2 separate regions of the Mus musculus genome follow, and region 2 is linked to region 1. A link is a loop called in an ENCODE intact Hi-C map of the cell type or tissue named here. Cell type or tissue: left cerebral cortex. All regions are shown on one strand. Each heading gives the region's core, and the rest is flanking DNA. Links, peaks and the distances in the headings are about the cores only.

The links. Peaks named below come from ENCODE experiments on the same cell type or tissue, not always from the same donor. Only the 100,000 strongest peaks of a DNase experiment are listed, where the experiment ranks them.
Region 2: it touches region 1 in a loop (4-fold over the local background); 2 of 42 quality-filtered maps call a loop at or near these places.

Annotation. Positions count from the first base shown.
Region 1 is chr3:8,044,421-8,055,974 of GRCm38, forward strand. No RefSeq gene overlaps it. Among named protein-coding and RNA genes, the nearest start is that of 1700010I02Rik, 95 kb to the left of the region's middle. In left cerebral cortex, for the core only: no CTCF peak of the experiment used is centred there; a DNase peak (open chromatin) is centred at 6,945; H3K27ac peaks cover 255 bases.
Region 2 is chr3:8,507,569-8,519,122 of GRCm38, forward strand. Stmn2 (stathmin-like 2) reads left to right here and starts at 1,959. Exons shown (of 5, transcript NM_025285.2): 1 at 1,959-2,062. The coding sequence starts at 2,044. In left cerebral cortex, for the core only: a CTCF peak has its summit at 6,304 (motif pointing right); DNase peaks (open chromatin) are centred at 4,487, 6,269 and 7,637; H3K4me3 peaks cover 1,880 bases; H3K27ac peaks cover 1,751 bases.

The DNA of each region.
Region 1 (11,554 bases), core at 4,456-9,455:
TCAACCACCAAACGAAGACACTACTGCATATGCCAGCAAGATTTTGCTGACATGACCCCGATATAGCTGTCTCTTATGAGGCTATGCCATTGCCTGGCAAATACAGAAGTTGATGCTCATAGTCATCTATTGGATGAAACACAGTGCCCCCAAGGGAGGAGCTAGAGAACCCTATAGGAGGAACAGCAATATGAACTCATCAGTAACCCCTGAGCTTGTTTCTCTAGATGCATATGTAGCAGAAGATGACTTAATTGGCCATCATTGGGAGGAGAGGCCCTTGGTCTTGCAAAGATCATATGCCCCAGTACAGGGGAATGACAGGGCCAGGAAGCAGGAGTGGGTGGGTTGAGGAGCAGGGCGGGGGGAGGGTATAAGTGACTTTCGGGATAGCATTTGAATTGTAAATGAAGAAAATATCTAATAAAAATTGTTTAAATAAAAAAGAATCAAATTCCACAGAAAATGGAGTGAAATAATGGATGACTGTATAACCATAATTTAGTCAGCTCATTAAGACCAAAGATGCAAAGTAGCAAAAAAATGCTAAGTAGCAACATAATTAGGATTTTGATTGTTTTTGTTGTCCTTGTTGTTTTGATATAAGATTTCACTATATATCCCAAACTAGCTAATGATCCTGTGTATAGCCAAAGCTGTTCAAGCATTTGCTGTGTAGCTCAGGTTATCCTCATACTCATGATTCTCTGAGTTCCAAGAATGCCAACTTTATAGGTATCTGTCACTAATCTCTGTTCTATAATAATTTTCACTAAATTTAAATTATTATGAAGAAGAAGGTACAAAGAAAGTCTCTTTTGTACCTACAAAGAAAGGCATATAACAGATGCCCTAAGTTCAATTCAATGAATTATGGTACCATTTACTGAAGTATCAATTATAGGGGCCAAGGGAAGGTAAGAAAATTGTGGATGAGAATCAAGCTATCAGTTTTGAACATTTAAATTCAGAGGGTATTAGTGGACATCTAAGTTGTTGAATAGGAATAAGTAAGCTGAACAAGAATGAAGTTGACACAGTGGTCCAGAATTCAAATCAAAGGTTGGTGCAGAGACACAATTGAGAACCATTGTTCCATAAGGAACATTTGAAGCCAATGGCCTGACTGAGATAATAGAAATTGAACTTCCTATTTAAAGTATGTATCTCCATTAACATAGAATATTGACTTTCCACATTCTTCATTCAGCAAGTGCTGCTGATGTAGGAAGAAACAAAGATCAAACACATCAATATGAATCTTTCTAGCTCTATCTCTATGCACCAAATTCCACATGTAACTGAAGAAAAAAAATATAAGAACCTGCCTTCTGTTTCTTGAGTAGACACACTAAAACACCCCTGCTTTCTGAAAACCAGTGTTTCTTATAACTTATACATAATTGAAAGCAATAAAGAGCTTATTGTCATAAAGCACATTTTATTTGCTAGGAAAAGAACCTCATGCACATGTTAGTGTTGGTTATAAACATCACATTGGTGTCTAAAGTAAATAACATAGATAAGAAATGTCACTACATTTTAAATTAAGACAAAGATCCATCACAGTATGCTTACTAATAAGTTCAATTCAATTCAATTCAATAAATATTCACTGGATGTTTAGCATGTGATGTGACTGTTCTAGAGACAATGAAATGAAAATAAATGCAAAGAAAAAAATCAGAGATTCAGTATTTCATAATGTAAGAAAGATCTTCAGTAATTGCATTGTATAGTCTATAATTAGATATTGAGATACAAGATTTCATTGATAAAACTAAGTAACTGGGTAACTTGTGGAGTCTGGCATGACTTTCTTGGGAACTCACACTTGAATCTGTAGATGTTTACAAGGCAACTGGGGCATGATGGCTGGGGCTGAGGGCTGTGGGCTGGGGCTATGGCTTGGTTGGGGCTGGGAGCTGGGAGCTGGGGGGCTTGACACTCTGATTGCTACAAAATGATGAAAAAACCTAAGCTGCATGGATAGAAAGCTGAAAATAATGAAAGACAGGATTGCCAGCAATCTTTTCACTCTTCTTATTTAGTGATTACAGGCTCCCTGGTACTCAAATAATATAGAGGTTTAGGTCTCACCCTGAAGGTGCTGTCCGTGGTACTGCTACAAAGCTGAAAACAACGAGGCCATCCAATATGCCTGAACAAGATCTGGGAGCACACACATGCATGCTCGTGCATGTACACACAAACACACACACACACACACACACACAAAACCAAGGTACAGTACATTATATGTATCTATCTCTTAAGGCCTTTCAAGGGAGCTAAGGAGATTGTAGTTCAATTACAGGATGCACACCAGGCAACTTGCAGCTGCATATAGTCTCAGCTCAGGGGATCAGACCCAGTTGCCTAGCTTCCATAGGCACTCACACATACACATAAATATAAATAAAAGCCCTTTTGAAATAAGCCGTCAGTATACTTTTATAATTTGGTGGAAAACCATGGAATAAGTATGAAAGCTATCAAACAGCCTCCGTGACCATCATCCACTGTGGTGCTTTCAAAACTGGAACATATGAAATATATGGAGAGCTTTTAAACTATTAAATCCAGATTTTCTTTGGAATAATTAACTTAGAATCTCTGGAGGAAAAACTCCACTAATGGGTATTTTCCAAGGATCTTGAGATAATTCTAATAAGCATTCAATGACCACCAAAGGGAATCTGAATTCAAATGTGGAAATATCTATTACATGTGCAAAGTAAATTATTGGTTAAGGTATTACTAAAGTATTTATGGTATCAATACATACATCTATCTTTGCCAATGGTAGGTAAATAATATTATGTGTGTACAACCATTCAGAAGTAATAAATGTATGTTATAATGTGCTTTATAAGGTATTAATTTTAGGTACATATAATAGATATCCAAATAATTTTAGAATATCTTATATTTCAGATATGTTGAAAGTGCAGAGAGAATATCTTGTGTATTGTATGGATGCATCACCTGTCAACTACAAATCCTAAACCTATGGTTTAAACAGGAAATAGAGGTGAGAAATACAGAAGAAAAAAGAATTCTGAGATAGAATCAGGTGGCAGATTGTTCTGGGAAAATGTAAAGAAATGGACACAAGGTACCTGAGCAGAGGCAACCAGCTATGTGCGGGAATGTAGGTTAAAATCAGTGTGCTATCTTTATTCATCATCTAGTAAAAGAAGGGCCTAGTGAATGGCCAAGGTATTTTAAATATGTTTTAAATCTGAGTCTTATTTCTGGGAGCATGGTGCTGGGAGGAAGAACTGGGACCTATCTTCTACAGAAAAAAAATGTATATTTGGATGGGTTGGAATGTAGGGAGGATCATATAAGAGTTGGTGAAGAGGAAATTGTAATCAGAGTATACTGTACTAGAAATAATCCTTTGCTAATTAGAGAGAAATGAGAGAGAGAGAGAGAGAGAGAGAGAGAGAGAGAGAGAGAGAGAGAGAGAGGTTTGACTCATCTAAAGCCATAAAAATTTAAGAATTTCAATACACAGCAAATTGTATTTCATATCTAGGACAAAGTTGGCTCTTTAACGCATGTCTTCTGGGAAGGCAGAGAAATGTCACTCTTCCCATAGTACATTATTAAACAGTTTAACTGTAAAAAATTTTTAAAACCTATTAAAATTGTTGAATAACATCCAGTTTATGTATCTTATTAACAATAAACTATAATTTCCCATCAGTTACTTTACCAGTGAATATGTTTTCAATGACGATAGTTTTAATCACGGTTTCTTCAGACTGGGAGAAAGCTGCCACGAGTGTTTGGCTTGCATGCATAAGGGCCTGACGTGGATCCATAGGTCAGGTGGAGGACTACTGATTTAGTCTGATGATAAACTCACAACTAATAAGATTCTCCCTGTGTATCTTAAAGATAAGTAAAACCAGTATTCAGAGGAGAGAGATTAATACACAAATCTTATTACTGTTGTTACTGTAAGTCACAAGTGGAGAATGCAATCTGAATGAAAATCTATTAACTAGGCCTGGATCTTCCCTAGAAGAAATGCCTCGTTCATAGCAGAGACATTTATACCTCTTTGGCAAAGTATAGCAGGCAAGAATAAACATGTATAAATACATCTTCAATGTTCACTTGTCCTGAGGCATGAGGTTTAGATCCTACCCACTATCATAAAAACATGTAATATCTAAAAATTTCAATTTTATTTAAAGTATAAAATATTTAATCTAAACATCATTTCACATAAAATGAGAATAGGGGAAATCTTAGCTATGGAATTATACCACGGCAGATAGTTAATGGTTATGTGACTCATCAACTTTTACATAAATGCAATCCCCATCAACAGCTAATAAGGAAATCTTTTTCATGTCTGATACAATTATTAGGGATTATTTGTTGGAATTTTATTTTTGCTCTTAGTATTTTCTTTTTCCAAAACTGTTCCTGCAAAGGCTCCTGCTTAATAATCATAGCCACACACCCAGTGGCTGGGTTCCTAGCATGCAAGTAATGCTACAGCCTACACAGGAGCTTACTTTACCTGCACTCTATCCTGGTTTTAATGTACTATGTCTTCACTGGATCCAAATCAAGATAATTAAAGTGACACATTCAGTCTGCAACTGTGTCAAATGTGTCTGTAATCTAGTGGACTAATAGAATGAATCTATTTGTTAACATAATGCCATCAAAAACAAATGATATGTTTACATGGAACATGGGTACCATGAGGAACTGTGATGTGTACTTCCTCACTGAGTCATACTGGTCTTTCTACAATAGCCACTTGACTGATGTCCCTATTAATGTCCTGTTTATGAGGAGAATTACTGAAATGAACAACCTATATAAGATGAAAATTTGTGGTCTCCTAACAGGCTGGTTTCATTTTAATTCCCAGTGATTGACTCAAGTTTTTTAAGAAATCTCTTGTTTGTAAAATAAATAAATAAACAATTAAGTTTAAGAAATCATAGGGAATAAAATAAAAAGAATACTAAACATACTTCTTGTTTAAATATCTGTGTAAAATCTGATATTTACATTTTATGTAAACATCAAGGATAAATAATTTAGGGGAAAGAAAAAAGGAAAAAAGGAGGAAGGGAGGAATGGAAGGATTAAGAGAGGGAGAAAAAGAGGGAGAGATGGAGGAAAAGAAAGAAGGAAAGTGGCCCAAGAAAGAGATATAAAGTTGAATGGAGAGTATCAAAAACTGGTTTGCTAGCATTTGCTAGAAGAATCATAACCTGTTAGAAAGAGGTTCATAAAGTGAACCTGAAATTAAAAATAAACGTGCAAATTCAGAAAGCAAAATGTGTCATAGCATAGAGCAAAGACCACATTCAAATTAAGTGAAGTCTACACATCCAAAGGTTTCCTGCTTCACTGGACAGATAATGAATAATGGAACAATTAGCCTAGGGCATGGATAAGTTCATTTCAAAAGTGCACTGGGTAAGCTGGCTACTACTTTATCCTCATCAGCCAGGCTTCTCACTTATCAGCCCAGTCTCATCAACAAGGACCTGAAAGACACTGACACAAGAAAAGGCAAACCTGGGTGACTGCATGTAGATGGCTTAAATTCAAGCCTCATGTTTTATTTATCAAGGTTCAAGTGATAAAAATTTAAGGGCACTGTCAAGTGAGGCAGATAGATGGCTTTAAAAGCCTTGGGCATTGCTGCCTCTCTGTGCCTTCTGCTTTCCTGAGCAGGGTCATTTAACCTCCAGATTCCACTCTTCATAATAAAAAGTCCAATTTACTTCCTCAATATGACCTACTGGAGAAATAGTAAAAGTGATTAAAAAGGAGTTTTCAAAATAACGTAAGTGCTTCATCATACTTAAAATCAGAGTGCACACAGTTTCAGACTTTTAAGAAAGCATGAAGCCATTTTAAAATATTAGGCATTATGTGTGTGTAGTGGGTAATCTTTATTGTCAACTTGATTGAAATACTGCCTACCTAGCTTAGTAGATCACATCTCTGGTTTGTCTCTGGAAATAGTATCAGGAACAATTCAGAAAGAAGATCTATCTAAATATTGGTGGGACCACAGCCAGATGCTCATAAGGAGGTTATTGACATCTTAGAACATAAGGAGAGTTAACATCATCCCCATTGTCTTTGCTTCTGGTAATCTTTCTCCTTCCTCCTTCTTCTCCTTCTTCTCCTCCTCCTTCTCCTTCTCCTCCTCCTTCTCCTTCTTCTCCTTCTTCTCCTTCTTCTCCTTCTTTCTCCTTCTTTCTCCTTCTTTCTTCTTCTTTCTCCTCCTCCTCCCCTTCTTCTTCTTCTTGATATTTTCTCTATTTACATTTAAAATGTTATTCCCTTTCTAGTTTCCCCTCCAAAAATCCCCTATTCTCTCCCCGCTCCCACTGCTCCCCAACCCACTCCTGCTTCCTAGCCCAGGCATTCCCCTATACTGGGGCATAGAACCTTCACAGGATCAAGGGCCTCTCCTCCCATTGATTACAGACTAGGCCATTCTCTGCTACATATGCAGCTAGAGCCATGAGTCCCTCCTTGTGTTTTGTTGTTGTTGTTTTGCTTCTTTGATTGGTAGTTTAGTCCCAGGGAACTTTAGGTTACTGGTTAGTTCATATTGTTCCTCCTATGGGGCTGCAAACCTGGTCATCTTTATGTCAGCTGCTGTGCTCAGCTAGGTCCTCTTTGCCCTGACTGAATGAAGCCTCTGACAATGAGAGACCGGAAAAAAATGTTTTCTTCTCTTGTGCTCAGGTACTTTGTTACTACACTAAAAAGCAGAAAACAACAATGAGATTGACAAAACAAAAACAGAAAGCAAACTAGTTTAACAAAACTGCTAAGGGCTACCCAACCCCTGGGATTGTAGTCAACAAAAATTTCATGCAGTAAATGAGACTAGAATATTTTACTGAGCATGGATGCCTGCCCAGAAGTTACTCATTTCACTGCGTGATTCTGAATCATTTTACAGATGGGAAAAGAGTTGTCTTCCAGCATGCTATCGGGAGCAGCACAGCTTAAATATAGTCAGTGGGAAATCTATGAAGTGGTTCTAACACATTTTGAAGTTATATGAAAACGAAGAAATGCTACAATGAACCTGTGTTAAGAAAAACGGTACCAGACATAAAAACAAGAAAGTAAGTCCAGGACCCTTTCCTTTGTTGCTGACAGTATACTACACAGTGGGAAATATTACTAGGCTGGATGCAGGAACACAGACTAGAGATTTAAGACTTAGATTCATGCTTCTGTAATGATGTCTTCTACATGGTTGGCTTAGGAGGTTCACTCTACACCCATTCTTGACAGCAGTCACCTTCAGCTTTTATTCCCAATCCCCACCAAGTGTTCATGTCTTTCTTGGTCCTATTTATGCCAGATATGTAATACATTGGTGGATCAGGGAGACAACTCTTGGGCTCACTTGCTGTGTGATGGCTTTACAGATTTGCTAATAGGAATAGGACTCTCAATTTCTGATATTTCTCAGGGACTTTGCTCCTTCTCTCTTCGTGTGTGTGTGTGGTGTGTGTGTGTGTGTGTGTGTGTGTGTGTGTGTGTTCAGAGATAAAGTCACATGACATGTAATCCAGCCTGGACTCTAACTTACTATATAGACAACGATAGCCTTTAACTCTTGATACTTATGCTTCTGTTTCTCACATGACAAGATTGCAGGCATGCACAACTGTGGCCAGGAGAGCTATTGAAGGAACCAGAGTCCAGAGCTCTTTTGTGATCTTGATACACCTTCAGTTATTTAGTGCTTGTCTATGGCCTTTTGCTCTCTTTCCATATCTTTATATTTTCCCTCTATGAAAATGTACAGCGTTCAGACTATCCTGACAATCCTTAGAACTAACAGCTAAAGTGCAAGGTGAATAAAAGAACAGATTCAATGTTCAAGATGCTCGAAGTCCTTTAAGGCAGGTAGTATTTGAGGGAAGATCATATGTTTTTGAATGTAAGACTCATCCTTTCTTGTAGAGTTCCTCTAGAGAAAAAAAAATTACGATCAAGTTTTTGAGCACCTAGGATAATATCCAGATACAAGCAAAGCAAATGAGATACATGTATTAAAACTGTCAAAGGACACTGTGTTTCATTAGGAAAAGCAAGTCAAAATACATTATTCAAATATGGTGGTTCTAGTTAAGAAATGTGCGTGGGGTTTTTTAAATAGGTAAGTTAGATTGTAACTGTTCCCAAAGCAAGAAATAAAAACATTCAAGATAAGATGTATAGAAATCTAGATTATCTAAATTATAAGAGCCAAACATAAAGAATATTGCATGATCTCACTTATATTGAAATATGAAAAGAATTATGGTATGATAAGGGGGGAATATAAGGTTATTTTGGTCAATGAGTACAAACCCATAGGAGGAACAACAATATAAACCAACCAGTACCCCCAGAGCTCCAGGAACTAAACCACCAACCAATGAGTACACTTGGAGGGACCCATGGCTCCAGCTGCATATGTAGCAGAGAATGGCCTTGTTGGACATCGATGGGAGGAGAGGCCTTTGGTCCTGAGAATGCTCGATGCCCCAGTGTAGGGGAATGCCAGGACCAGGAAGTGGGAGTGGGTGGGTTGGTGAGCAGGGGGAGAGTGGATGGGATAGGTTTGGTTTTTTTTTTTTTGGAGGGGGGGAGGAACCAGAACAGGGGATAACATTTGAAATGTAAATAAAGAAAATATCTAATAAAAATGAAATACAAATAAAAAGTAAGTCATTACTTTCTGATAGACTTGAGGGGTTTAATCTGAAAAATTCTATGCGAGGATATATTTTTAAAAAAAGAATGGACAAAGAAAACGTGGTATATTCTCATTTGCACAATGAAGTATCAATTGACTCTTAGAAAAAAAATGACATTGTGAAATTTTCAGGCAAATGGATGGAAATAGAGAAAAAAAATCATCCTGAGCCAGGAGACCCAGTCCCAGGTAGACAAACATGATACGTATTTACTTAAAGGGGATATTAGCTGGTAAGTAAAGGGTAATGATGCTATAAACCATAGACCTAAAGAGGCTAAATAACAAAGAGGGCTCTAGATGGGACACATGAATCTCCCTGGGAAGTGAAAATAAGATATTTTGTGGTTAGACTAGGTGCCAGTTGGCATGGGAAGAGGAGAATCAGGTAGGTGAGGCAGGGACAGAGGCAGAGAGTGCAGATTGAGATAACTGGAAACTTACTGCAGTGTAAACTTCCTGGAGCCTATGGGGTTTATCTTAGCCAGGATGCCTACTTTTTGTTTGTTTGTTTGTTTGTTTTTGTTTTTCCTTTTTTAATGACAGTGTTTAAATTAACCATTTTCTGTAACTGGTGGGACTAGGACACCAATGCAGCCAAAATTCCTTCCACCCATACTTGTCCTGTCCTGCCTACAAGATGAGCTAGAGCAATGTTGGCTCAGAGCCTTTGGGAGTGGCCAACCAATGACTTGTCTAACTTCAGAACTAAGCTAAGACAGGAAGTCTGTGCCCAACATTGCCTGAATGGCCAGAAGCCAAAAGCTGGATAGCTCAGAGACCTGGTGTAAAACCAAACACAGCTGACATTTTTTTTTTAAGTCAGTGAAAAGATTCCTTAATACATTGTTCTATTTCACAGGCTGGTGCCTGGCCACAGAGAGAATTCCTCTTGCAGATGATGGAAGCAGATGCAGAAAAGATCCACAACCAAACATTATGTGGAACCTGGGGAAGGATTATAGGATCCAGAGGGGTAGAAGACAGCAGGAAAACATGGCTTTTAGAATCAGCCAAGCAAGACCCATAAGGGCTCACAGAGACTGAAGTAACAATTATAGAGCCTTCATTGATCTGTGATAAGTCCTCCACATACATGCTGCGGTTGTTTAGCTTGGGGTTTTAGTGGAAACTCTAACACTGGAAGTTGTGATGTCTCTGACTATTTTGCCTCTTCTTCATATACTTTTTCTCTTCCTGGGTTACCTTGAACATGCTGGATTTAAGGATTTGTGGCTTCTTTTGTTGCATCTTGTTATTACATACTCAGTTGGTATCACTGGGAGTCTTATTATTTTTCTGAATGAAAACCAAGATGCAGTGAATGGAGATGGAGTATGGTATTTGAAAGAGTGAGGAAGGGAAGGCTGTGGTCGAGATGTATTATATGAAAGAATAATTAAAAGCATTTATTAACAATAAAAGTGGGAATTTTATAAATATACCTATTATGCAGTTAAGACGTGATAAAAAAAACAAAAACTCTAGAGTAAATTAAACATATATCTGAAAGTCAGGGCAAAGGATTCATCTTTTCTTAAACAATAATATGTGAGTTATCATTTTTTGTTTATTTAATTTAGACTTAAGAATTTGTCCTTGTATCCTGATGTTTTTCATCTATACCAATAAAATTAGTGGTTATAATTTATGATAATGCAGGAGGCATGGAAAGCCAAGATAACTTAGAACCAGTAACTTCCAGGCAACCAATCCCAGGAAGACCTACTTGTAGAACAAAGGACTTATAAAGACCAGTGAGGAGACACCTCACTGATCTGATCAATGCTGACAAAGCTCTGCAGATTATTCAGTGGGGTTCTTGGAGCTTAAATGAACCCTGGGTTTCTTTCAAAGCATCTCCCTAAGAGAGATGATGACTACTGAGCAAGAGGGCTGTGTTCTCAAAATGTTTATCCCATGAGGACTTCCTGCTTCTAGAAACCTTCATAACTTTTTGAAAATACACTTCTTGTTAGTACAAGGAAGTTATCTCAAGAGGAAACATGTCCTATCTTTATGTAGATCTGGAAAAGCTGTTGCATTGCCATGACAAAGCTGGCAACAGGGTGACATCCAGGGCTGTGACAAGTATAAGCCAAACATACACACCTTCCTTGACCTCCGTGTGTCAGATTTAGTAAGTGCAAAAATAGGCAGTCGTCCCCATCATCTGGTTCAGCTTTCAAGCCCAGTTCTCCAAGAGGAAATCATGTCGATTCAGTGAGCACTTCCTATGGCATGTTACTCTCCATCCAGTTAGATTAATTACAACTGTAATTAATAGCCCCACAAGGATGCCTACATTATTATTGCTCATGTGTTTGTGGGTTATTATAAGCTGACATGTCCAGAAGCATACCATAGCTTTTAAAGCAACAGAATGCAAAAATGCTGAGGACCCACCTCTGAATCCTATGATGAACACACATGCTCATTCATTTCTGATGGAGTTGTGTCCTGATAAGCTTTTCGCCAATTCAAAATAGTCTAAGTCAACAATTCATTTAATACACATATGGCACCAAATATCCTACCTTAAGTACTATAACATTGCACAGGGTATGGACAATGCTTTTCTGACTGACTGGCTTCCTGGAAGCCAAGCATCACTGAGACAAGCAGCGCTGTGACAGAGGAGCGGATTAGGTCTAGCTTAAAAGAAATAATGAAAATTCTAAACTCAAGATAATTTTGCTGAATACATTTTGTACCACCATAACATTGTAAAATCCTCATCATAACTCTGTGACTGTCTAAACATAGAAGATTGTATCATGCTCTGAC
Region 2 (11,554 bases), core at 4,335-9,334, 460 kb after region 1:
AGTGGCTAGAACTTCCAAAAAGTCACAATTGTTTTAAAAGCCACTCATCTGATATTTGCCCCTGCACACACTGACCTCTTTCTCCTGCTCCTGTCTCTCAGGAAGGAATACTCAGTGGAGAGTAAAAAATGAGGACTGCATTGTGTTTTGTGCTACAAGTGCAATAGATCTCATTGAATTGCCAATTGTAACTGTTAAAGACATTATGTCATGGCTGAGGGTCCCATCCTCCAAGGAGGTTGAAGAGTGTATACAGATGGCACACAGCCTGGGTAGAATGGGGGTGGGGGGATATTACTCACGCAGGCATGCTGAAGATTCCTCATCTTCTGGTTGCTAACTAGCCTTCAGAGAAGGAAGAAGCTCTCACATTTATACTGGGAAATGACTTTGGGGAAAGAAAAAAAATGATCATTTTTTTTCCAAACCCTGCCAATTTCCTACAGTACTCTATCTGCATCATAGTCATGGACCTGTTCGATGACAGAAATAATTTCTCATCTTCCTGCTCAAGAAATAATTGTATTGATCTTCATTTTATTTTTTTTTTCCCTGTGATTCAGCAGGTCAGGAATGCTCCCATCCCAGTAGCTTCCTGCCAGTCAGCAAGTCATCCAGAGTGTGAAGACGCTTTACAAAGTAACCGGAAGTGCAGAGCCATTTCAGCACCACGGACAGCGCTTCTGCTTTTCTGTTCAGGATACTTAAAAAAAAAATTTTTTTTTAAGTGTAACCTAGTAACTACCAAACAATTTACCAATGGGCAAAATCTTAATTTTTGATACCTTTAAAGTTAAAGAGTGTTTCATTCATGTTCACACTGCAACGATGTTCTTTTTTTTATTTTTTTTCATCTCTGAGATGGAAGTATCTCTTTCTTGCTATTTTTAAATCTCAACCACAATTCCTACATGAGTTTAGGCTGATACAATGTCAGTACAGTAGAGTTCAATCCTGCACATCAAAAGTTCCATGAACACAGGTCCAAAAAGTATCCCTGATGCTGTGTCTCCAGTGCTCTGCACATGCTCAGAAAATATAGGAATTGAGAAAGAATGGACATTTGCTAAATGTTTTTTGAAGTGAACGAATGAATGAGTGAATGAGTGAATACCTTGTTTATAATGTTTCAAAGTTCATTGCACTTCATAGTGCTTAATCTGACTGTGAATGCAGGAAAAATCACTCCTTGTCCAAGTTCGTGTGCTTTCTTGCATCATGTCCTTAGATGGAACTTACATCTCTGCCCAGGTAGCCAACAGTCCTCTCCTCTATGCTAAAGGGAGGAAAAGACAGCCACCCTCCCTCTGTTATAAGACCCTCCTGAGATCATGCACTCTGGAGCCCAGCTATGCTAGAAAGAAAGACCAGTAGCCCAGGCCATTTCTGAGCTGCCACCACAGCCAGACATGGGTTGGTTTGGGAATTCCATCATATATTAGGGAGGCCAGGATTCACCAAGGGCAGGGCCAAAGGTAAAAGAGAAAATAAGAAACACTGGTAACACAAGCTTTAAACAGATTTTTCCAAAACTCAGCACACTGGGGTGGGTTCTCAGGCCCCTGAGTCTATTCCTTCTCTGTGCCAATCTATGCAATGACACATGTTTGAGCAAAGTATAGCCTCCTGGGTACAGGTAAGCACAGCCCAGTCCTTAGCTCCAAGGAGGCTTCCAGGCTAAGGCACCACTCCACTTGGACTGTACTATTGGGCTCCAAAATGGGGGGGAGCTTCCAGACAAGGACTGATTTCCATTTCAAACTGCATTCTGGTACTTTGTACTCCAGCACCATTGGCCGATCAATATTTAATGCTTGGAGATTCTCACTCTGCGGGAGTCATGTCAGGGGACCCTGAGAGCCAATCTGCTTGAGCTTCTGCGTGATAATTATTCATGGGCTCCTGCCTCTTGCTCTTTCTCTAGCACGGTCCCACTCTGCAGACTCAGTGCCTTACTCAGACTCCTCTCTCGCTCTCTCCGCGGCTACAGCTGGACCCTTCTCCTTTGCCTTCGCCACCACTCCGTGCGTGCACATCCCTACAATGGCTAAAACAGCAATGGGTAAGAATCGCGTTTTGCTCCCCACGGGCTCTATCTGGAGCCAATCTCTCCCTTTCTCTCTCGGATCTCTAAAGACATTAAAAGATATTTTATAAAGGGAAAGACATTCATGACAGGAACCGGGAAAGGTTGGAGGGAGCTCTAAGAGACCAAAGGGGGAAGGGTGTCTTTGAAAAACTAAAGTAAATGGTTTCTTTTTAAAAGATAGAAGCAGGTAAGTTTTCCTCCAATGGGTAGGAATTTTATTCTGCTTCCATATTTAAAACTAAAGTGTCCATCAGAGGGGAGGGGGCTACCTTAACGATTTGCCTTTAGTGAGGTGAAGGGACATTTCGGAAAGTGGTTTTGAACGTCCTATATTTATTCTGTAGTTTAAAAAGATAATAGGGACAGGAAGGGAGTGATGTTGGAATAAAAGAGAAAATGCAAAGTCAAAGCGGTCCCATCCTGGAGGTTTGAGAGAGGAGTGGGAACGGGGGAGGGGAGTGGGCACATTTAATGGTATTGTCTATCTTGGAAAAACCACTAGTCTTGGGGCGCGGTGCGGGGAGGTAAGGCGGCCGGAGGGGTGGGGTAGGACCTTAGCTCCTTTGTTTTAGGAAGAGGGAGGGGAAACAGGAGGAGGGCGTGGAGGGCGCGGGTGGGCAGCTGCAGGGGCGGGAGAGCGTGCGCGGCAGGGAGGGGTAAAGGGACCTGGCTTCCCAAGGCGCCGGGGTGGGGTTTCTTTGTGTGTGAAGCAATGGTGGGAGTGTGGGGGGGGGCACCTGCAGCGCTGGGCATACTATGCGGACAGCCCCACCCTGTGCAGAGTCAAGCTGTCCCCACCCGGACCCAGCTCCACACCCTCAGTAGAATGGGGGCCTAATGGGGAGCTCAGCACAACACTGAAAAACCCAACCCTGCGGGAACGGCAGAGCCCCGCCACGCCCCACTCACTCATTAGCAGCCTGCGTGCCTGACCTGACCGCTAACCTCAGCCGCTCCACCCTGGCCTCATTGTTCTTCGTTAACATATTTTTCAGAACCACATTAAATAGGATATTTAAACATAGTGGCAAAAAAAAAATCAAAAAAGGGAAAGAAGCAGGGGGTGGGGGAGCTATTCTGAACTCCTTGGGTCATTTCGGGGGGAGGGGAGGGGGCAATTAGGGAACCTAGAAGGGTATACAGAAAATAATACAGATAAAGATGTGTAAGGGTGACATAAAGCAAAAGAGGTCAAGGTCTTTAAGATGAGCCTCGTGCAATTTCAATTTTGTGGGTCAGACGGAGCCAAATCTGTAAAACCGCAATAGAGTCCAGTCTAGATCCAGTGCCATCGTTCCGAAAAGGTCCTGTGCTTGTTTCCCTAGGGTAGACAGCCTGGGAGGGGCCTGCACTGGGGAAGCGGCTAGAACCACACACACACACACACACACACACACACACACACACACACACACACTAGATCGAGCTACTGATGCAGAGCAGGAAAAAGGATATGGACTGGCTCCACCCTGCCCTGCCCCACCCTGTCTGCGGAGCCCTGAAGACTCAGGCTCCAGGCTGGCTCCCACGAACTTGGGTGGGGCTGCTGAACAGTCTGCAGTCCGGGCACCCCTCTTTCTAGCCCCGCCTTCCAGAACAGCCCCAAACCCCTCAGGGTGTGCACACATCTGCCCAGGCTCAGGGTCGCAGGACTAAGCCCCTCCCAGCGGATAGAGGCTGTGCAGAAAGGCGAGCCAAGCCTGGCCGCACAAAGACGCAGCCGCGCCCTGCTGGGCCCCTGGACCACAGAGGTGACCCCCTTCCCTGTGGTTCGGGAAGGTGTCCTTGCCCATGCAGAATCCAAGGACCTTTTTCCCAAGCCCAAGCCCATGGCCTTGTGTTCTGGGATAGAGACCCCACTGAGGGTCCTCCAATGGGGCGTGGCTCGACCCCACCCCTCGTTGCTACAACCAAAGCCAGTGAGCTTGGGGAGCAAGCACGTGGCGATCGCGCGTGGACCCGGGCCAGCCCTGCAGCTCTCGCCTTCCTCTCGGAACTGGGCTCTCGCCCCCACAGAGTATCCCAGGAGAGGGTTCTGCGCAGTGTCCTGAGCTACTCTCGGTTGCCACAATTTGCTATCAAGTCGCTTGTCCAGAAGGGTTCTGATGGGGTTTGGGGAGATTTTCCTGCTCTGTCTGTCCCACGGAGAGGTTTCAGCTGCAGACGACTGGCTAGTTACTCCTTGTGACCAGAATTGTGATTCCTTAGAAATCATCATGATTATTAGTCCAAGACTCACTTATCTCCTCTTAAGTCTCATTTGTTCAAAAAGTATGCTGGTCCCTTTTGGTACCGATTAACCCCTTGCCACTAATCTTCCTGATCATCTTTGCCAACCTCCATCCTCTTCCCATACACAACCACAAAACAATTCTATCTGCTTCTGTCCATTTCAGTTTCTATAAAGCAGATGCATTTTGACTTCCCGTTGCTGTGTTGTATGTTCTTGTGGGTGGGATGTGTGCGCTGGTACTTGCTAAGGACAGCCTATGCACCAGATGATCGCTGGGAAATTCTCCACAGAGAATTGTTTTTGTTTCAATGGGCAAAAATTATATATAACTGAGATGTTATGCCCCTCCACAAGAGGATACAACACATACATACATACATACATACATACATACATACATACATACATACATACGTTTATGCACGCATTTTTTATTGTTTCCCCCCAAAAATTCCTCTTCCAAGTGCTTTTTGATACAGTCTCAATTCTACCCAGAAAAACGGATCGTAAAATGGTGACCACCAACCAATGAAACTCCCACCCCACAGATGACAGGTGCCAAGGTCCCTTCTGCCATAATTAGACCGCACTTGTGAAAGTGAGAAGAGACATTACCTCCGCAGTGAAAAGGGTGCCGTTTTGGGTTTTGTTTTTTTTAAAGCATCCCATTGCAAAGGGTAATCAATTAATCTGCAAGGACAGTGCTTTTTCTCCTGATTCATTAAACAATCTATGTATTCAGCATGTTTGCTCTAAGTACATATTGTACCGCCCATTATCTTCTCAAATGGGGGCACAGTATAAACTAAAGCATAAACAATTAGAAATAAAAAATAGAAGATTTTACCAGGATTTCAGGGGGGAAATAAAGAAATAAACGGAGCTTGATAATCAATTACAAATATCTAAGTCATACTCGTAGAGTGGGTGGCAGTAAGCAGGGTTCTGCCCTGTGAAGCACATCGTCAGGCTCTGGAACAATGATGTCTATCATTGAATCTGTGGTGTTTGCCTGCACATGTTAAAAATCTATGAGGAAAAGCATGTTTTTAAATGACCGTTAAGATTCGATTCGTTGTAGATTGAAAAATTAAATTCTAGACCTCTGTTTCATCAAAATTCCTAGCAGTTTTGCACTGACTTACTTACAAACAGATTTGTGGGTTGTTTATTTTTTATGAGAGCCATTGCTTCTTCATTAGACATTTTTTTTTCTATAGGATTTCACTTCTGGCATTTAAATGTTACCATTACTTTTTATTTAAAATTTTAATCGCTTATGGATAAATAGTAATTTGGAAAAATAAACATTAGGTCATTTGGCACGATATGCCTTTCATCAAATATCTGTCAGTTTAAAAAAATGCTGCAAGAAGTTCCATTTTATGTAGACTCAGAACATGCCCTCTCGGGATGCTGGTTCACATAATAAAATAGTTTCCTTTTGTAACTTAGAATCAAAATAGTTACTTGGTTCTGAGTTGATTTTATATCTATCAAGCAAGATTTTTGCATAAAACCCAGATGACTAACTATAAAATAGAAGATGAATCCATATTGTCTTTTCAATGATAAATATAGTACATCTTTAGGGAAATTGCTGTTATTCTGTCCATGGATGCTTTTATTCCCTTAACTGAGATAAAATGTATGTTCGTGTCACTCCAGTAGCTAGTTGTTTGTGAAAGGCTAAATAAAATTGGTCTCAAAGCATGTGGCAGCTAGCTGCACAAACCCAGACCTGGGTGTGGTCAGCCCCACAGGGATAGTTAATCCGAAGCAGCTTCCCACCAGGTTTTTTGTTTGTTTGCTTGTGTTTGTGGAAAAACACGCACTGTTGTTACGATGTAATCTGTAACATTGTATGAATGTCTGATCCACAGAAAACACTCAAACCCAAATGCTTCCAGAACCGAAGCTATTTGCCTCCTAGTTCTTGCAATTGGGAGACCATGGAGTCTGCACTAACTTTTCACACCACTAGAGGGCAATCAATGTCTCTATGATTGATTTTAACCAGGCTACAAACGCTAACTGCTAAAAATAAATAAATAAAATAAAATAAAAAGTTTTCTTTTATTGGAATCATTCGATTGTTGATTTAATAGAATAATGCCATGCTTTGCTCTTGTGAATGAGAAGGGCATGCACATATCTACAGTGGGATGAGAGATTGCAATCTACAAGTTGGCAGAGCCCCGATAATTAGTCCCTCATGATCTTTTTTCCAGTTCCATTACAGCATAATTATTATATCATTTATGTTACTTCTGGGGTTGTATGGTACATAAATGGTAGAAAATGTCAGTAGTAATAGCAAAATTATTTAGAAACAGATGTTTTAATTTGTAAGTAAAGACATAAATTAAAACCATTGTTTACTGATTCATTTATTTAAATATGCCCCATGCTAGGAACAGCTCTAATGTCAGAAGCTCCACCCTTAAAGGAAACTGCAAAAAACAAAACAAAAAGTGAGTGAAGCAGGCAGGAAAACGTGGTCCTGAGGAGGTGTGGCCAGCCTGGCAGCAGCTGCTCTCCATCTTCCCTAAGGATACCTTTTCAAACCAAATCTAATGGGATTTCCATCCAATTGTTGTGCATGTTCAACAGTTATGATTTATATATGACATATTTATAAATATATACAATTATACTTGATAATTGTTGGGAAATGACAGAAAATGGCCTTAAAACCTTCAGGAGTTTTACTAGTATAGTAAATAACTGATACCAATTTTAAAGAAAAAGAAATATATGAGTATAAATTAATTGTAATGATTATCAAAGAAAATCGTTTCAATGTTCAATAGAAGGGAAATTATTTTTTATATACTTTACAAAACTATAATTTACCTTTAAGGTGTTTAATACTATCATGTAAATATGTTTCTCAAACTCTAGTTCAGTTCTCATTGCAGTTTAGATTCTCTGAGGTATGACTGAGGGAAGAGGCGCCTTCAACTCTGACAACCTGCACCCTGATGCCAATTCCAGCCATCAAGTTACCACTGTTAAAATAGAGCGATGATGAGCATGTGCCCCTCAGAGGAAGTCCACTGTCCTGATGAGCATGTGCCCCTCAGAGGAAGTTCCACTGATGATGAGCATGTGCCCCTCAGAGGAAGTTCCACTGTCCTGACTTTTAAATCTGTGGCAATGGATTACAGAATATTTCACTTCCAAACTCATATGCATAGGGATTTGATTCCTCTGAGGATATGTATTCTGTGCCATCACTCTCTCTTAATTAGATTGTTTAAAATATATTTATATTACAGGACTCAACAGAAGGCCTTTGAGGAAAATGGTGGGAGAAATAAGCCTGGCTCTGTGAATATGTGTGTGGGTGGGTGGGTCTGTGACTCAGTTAAGAAAAATAGGGGACTTTCAGGATAGCATTTGAAATGTAAATGAAGAAAATATCCAGAAAAAATTGTTAAATAAAAAAGAAGGGATAATATATAATATGATATTACTGTCACTTACAAATGATACACAGAACAGAAGTTAAAACCAGAACCTTTTAGATGCAGGATAATGCACAAATTACTAGACACTTAACTCCATATGGGGAAGAAAGGAAAACAGGTTAAAATCATACTGAAGTTAGTGTATGTGCATAGATAGTACTTACCAAATTATTCCAACAGAGCATTTAATCCTAGATGTTGCATGAAAAAATATTAAGCATTCACTGGGTTATAAGGAATTCACTAGGTATGACCCTATTTTGGAAAACAGATTAGGTTTGGTATGGTGGTGGCTCATGCCTGCAAATCCCATCACTCAAGACCTAAAGGTAGGAGGGTTTTAGGTTCAAGGTCAACCGGGGCTATACTGTGAGACTCTAATTTAAGCCAAATAAGTAAATAATTTTGCTACTTTCTTAAGTCAATAAAGAACCTCCATTATTCATCATTACTCCTCTAAGGATGTTGGTCTAGAAGGGGAATAAATAGGTCATCAAGGAATATCATTAAAAAGATCATGTATCCGTCTCCCTGTGCAGTGAGTGGCAGGGCAGAGACATGATACACTTCTGGAAACTCTGTCCTGCAGCAATGATACTAAACACACAATGTCTCAAAGACAGCGTTAAAACCAGGATCCCAAATAACAATTGGCCCAGGCGGTTGGTAGACTACAGGGACAGCCCAGAACTGCAGTAAGGTTATCTTTTGTTTGTTGTTTTCAGTGGGTTATTCCAGGACTTTCCAGGTCTCTGGAAGCTGGAAACCCTTAGATTGGTAGTTCTCAACCTTCCTAATGCTACCACCTTTTAATACAGTTGTGGTAACTGTACATTGTGGTAACCCCTAATCATAAAATTATTTTGTTGCTACTTTATAACTGTAATTTTGCTACTATTACTAATCATAATGTAAATATCTGCTATGCAAGATGTCCGATATGCAGCCACCCCCTAAAGGGAATGGTTACACATAGGTTGAGAACGTCTATTTTACATTGTTATAGTTGCTAATCTCTTGTTTTGTTTGGTGGTTGTTGTTTTTGTTGTTGTTGTTGTTTCTGTTACTGTTGTTGCTGTTGTTTTATTTTTAAGAAAGCAATGCTAAGACAGCATGGCAGAGGTTGTGTGTGAATGGTTAATCCTGGAAGTTTTAGAAATAAAAATTAGAGATAATAGAAATGTAAACTGAACACATGAACAAGAATATGTTAGTTCTGTAATAACAATTTTACTGCAGTGTTGCTTTAAGAATCATTGTTCTTAGATGCAGACAAACTGCATCTTTTAATCCTTGCATCCACCCCAGGTATTTAATTTTAATCTTTAGTTTATGAAAGAAACTTAAATCTAAAAGAAATACAGCCTAGGCATCTACATTTAATAAGACTATATATTATTTCAAGTCTATCTTACTAGTTCAAAAGCAAACGCGCAGGAGAGAGCTGTGGGAAAGCTCTGACTCCCTTGTGAGAATTTTTTAATTATCTTTAATAAAAGAATCTGGCCCTGTCATTTGTCAAGGAGACATTTGCAGCAGTAAAGCCAGTGTTTATAATAACCCATTTTCATTAGTCATGATTAAAGATAACATTTTGTGTACATTTGTTATTAATTGATGCATCTCGGCACTCCTGGCACTGGTCACCCGGACTACGCATGTCTGAGATTTGTGCCTGAGAGAAGGCACATGGATGCTGTAAAACAGAGCAAAATCCTTAGCAAAGTTTTTTATTTACAATTTTGTTTACCTTGGGGAAATTATAAGTTCCAAAATCTGTCTTTGATATAAAGCAGGTGAGTAATAGGGCTGATTTGTTTCAGTGATAGACTGTCTGAGTTTCCCTCTTTGCTGGGTCATTTGCAGAGCCTTCAGAAGTTCCCACTTAACAATCGTCCTTCTGCAACCATTATACTTGGGGTCTTAAAGTCTGTGCTATTTTCTCTGTTGTCCAAGAACTAAGGAACAACAAATGGTTGACACTGTGAGCCACCGAATGTCCTTCTATCAAAATGAACATAATTGGGTGCAATCTCTTTAAATCTTTTCTCCAAAATACATTTTACAACAAATATTCTGAAGTCTACACTAAATTTTGATTAGTAATTACCTTGTTTTTAAAAATATTTTTCTATATTGACATCAGTAACAAAGTTTCATTTCTATCAAATAAAATTGCTCACAGTTAACCTAGTTGTTTTCCAGCTGAATTCCTTAGTAACAGAAACCGAACTTCCATGGGAGATGGGGTGGGGGGGCTAATTGATAAGATATGTTGACTTAGAAAATTGAGACCAGGATACACCACCTCTGGTATCAGGGAGTACCAGACTGGTGGCAGCCTCCAGGAACGCGCCTCGGGACGCAGTTCAACATGCAGCAATTTGTTTTATTTCCAATACAAATATCTATTGCCATTCTGTAACTCTGATAGCAAGGCTGCAGCTGTGGTTATCCCCTCCTGATTACCACAGTGCAAACGTGAAAATTACTGCAGTCAATTAAAATCTCTGTGGCAGATCACAAAACCCACACTGCTGTCTCTCAAAAAATTGTTTCTCCTTTCTCCTTCAATCAGAATTCTTCAATTCTTCCTTTTATAATTTTTTAGAAAAAAAAAAGCAGATAAGCCCAGAAGATTAGAAATTGTTTGGGTTCTGCTTGTTTTGTTGTGTTGTGTTTTGTTTTGTTTTGTTTTGTTTTGTTTTGTTTTGTTTTGTTTTTTAACAGATGTCTCAGCAGTTAAGAGCACTGGTTGCATTCCTAGGGGACCCAGGTTCAATTCCCAGAACCCACAGGAAGGCTAACAACTCCAGTACTAGAGGGATCCAATGTCCTCTTCTGGCCTCTTCAGGCACTAGACACACAGGTTGAACACAGACTGACATGCATACAAAACACCCATACACATAAACCAAGTATCTTTTTTTTTTTAATTAGACAGTATAACCTGTCTACATGAGAAAACATTTCAAAAAACATTCATTTGTTCCAAACGTCCTTTTTTTTAATGTTCTTTTTTTTAATTGGGTATTTATTTCATTTACATTTCCAATGCTATACCAAAAGTCCCCCACCCACCCACTCCCACTTCTTGGCCCTGTCTTTCCCCTGTACTGAGGCATATAAAGTTTGCACGACCAATGGGCAGCTCTTTCCACTGATAGCCAACTAGGCCATCTTCTGATTCATATGCAGCTAGAGACACAAGCTCCGGGGGCGGGGGGGGGGGGGGGGGTACTGGTTAGTTCATATTGTTGTTCCACCTATAGGATTGCAGATCCCTTTAGCTCCTTGGGTACTTTCTCTAGCTCCTCCATTGGGGGCCCTGTGATCCAATAGCTGACTGTGAGCATCCACTTCTGTGTTTGCTAGGCCCCGGCATAGTCTCACAAGAGACAGCTCTATCTGGGTCCTTTCAGCAAAACCTTGCTAGTGTATGCAATGGTGTCAGCGTTTGGAAGCTGATTATGGGATGGATTCCCGGATATGGCAGTCTCTAGATGGTCCATCCTTTCGTCACAGCTCCAAACTTTGTCTCTGTAACTCCTTTCATGGGTAAAGTTTTGTTCCCAATTCTAAGAAGGGGCAAAGTGTCCACACTTTGGCCTTCATTCTTCTTGAGTTTCATGCGTTTAGCAAATTGTATCTTATATCTTGGGTATCCTAAGTTTCTGGGCTAATATCCACTTATCAGTGAGTACATATTGTGTGAGTTCCTTTGTGATTGGGTTACCTCACTCAGGATGATGCCCTCCA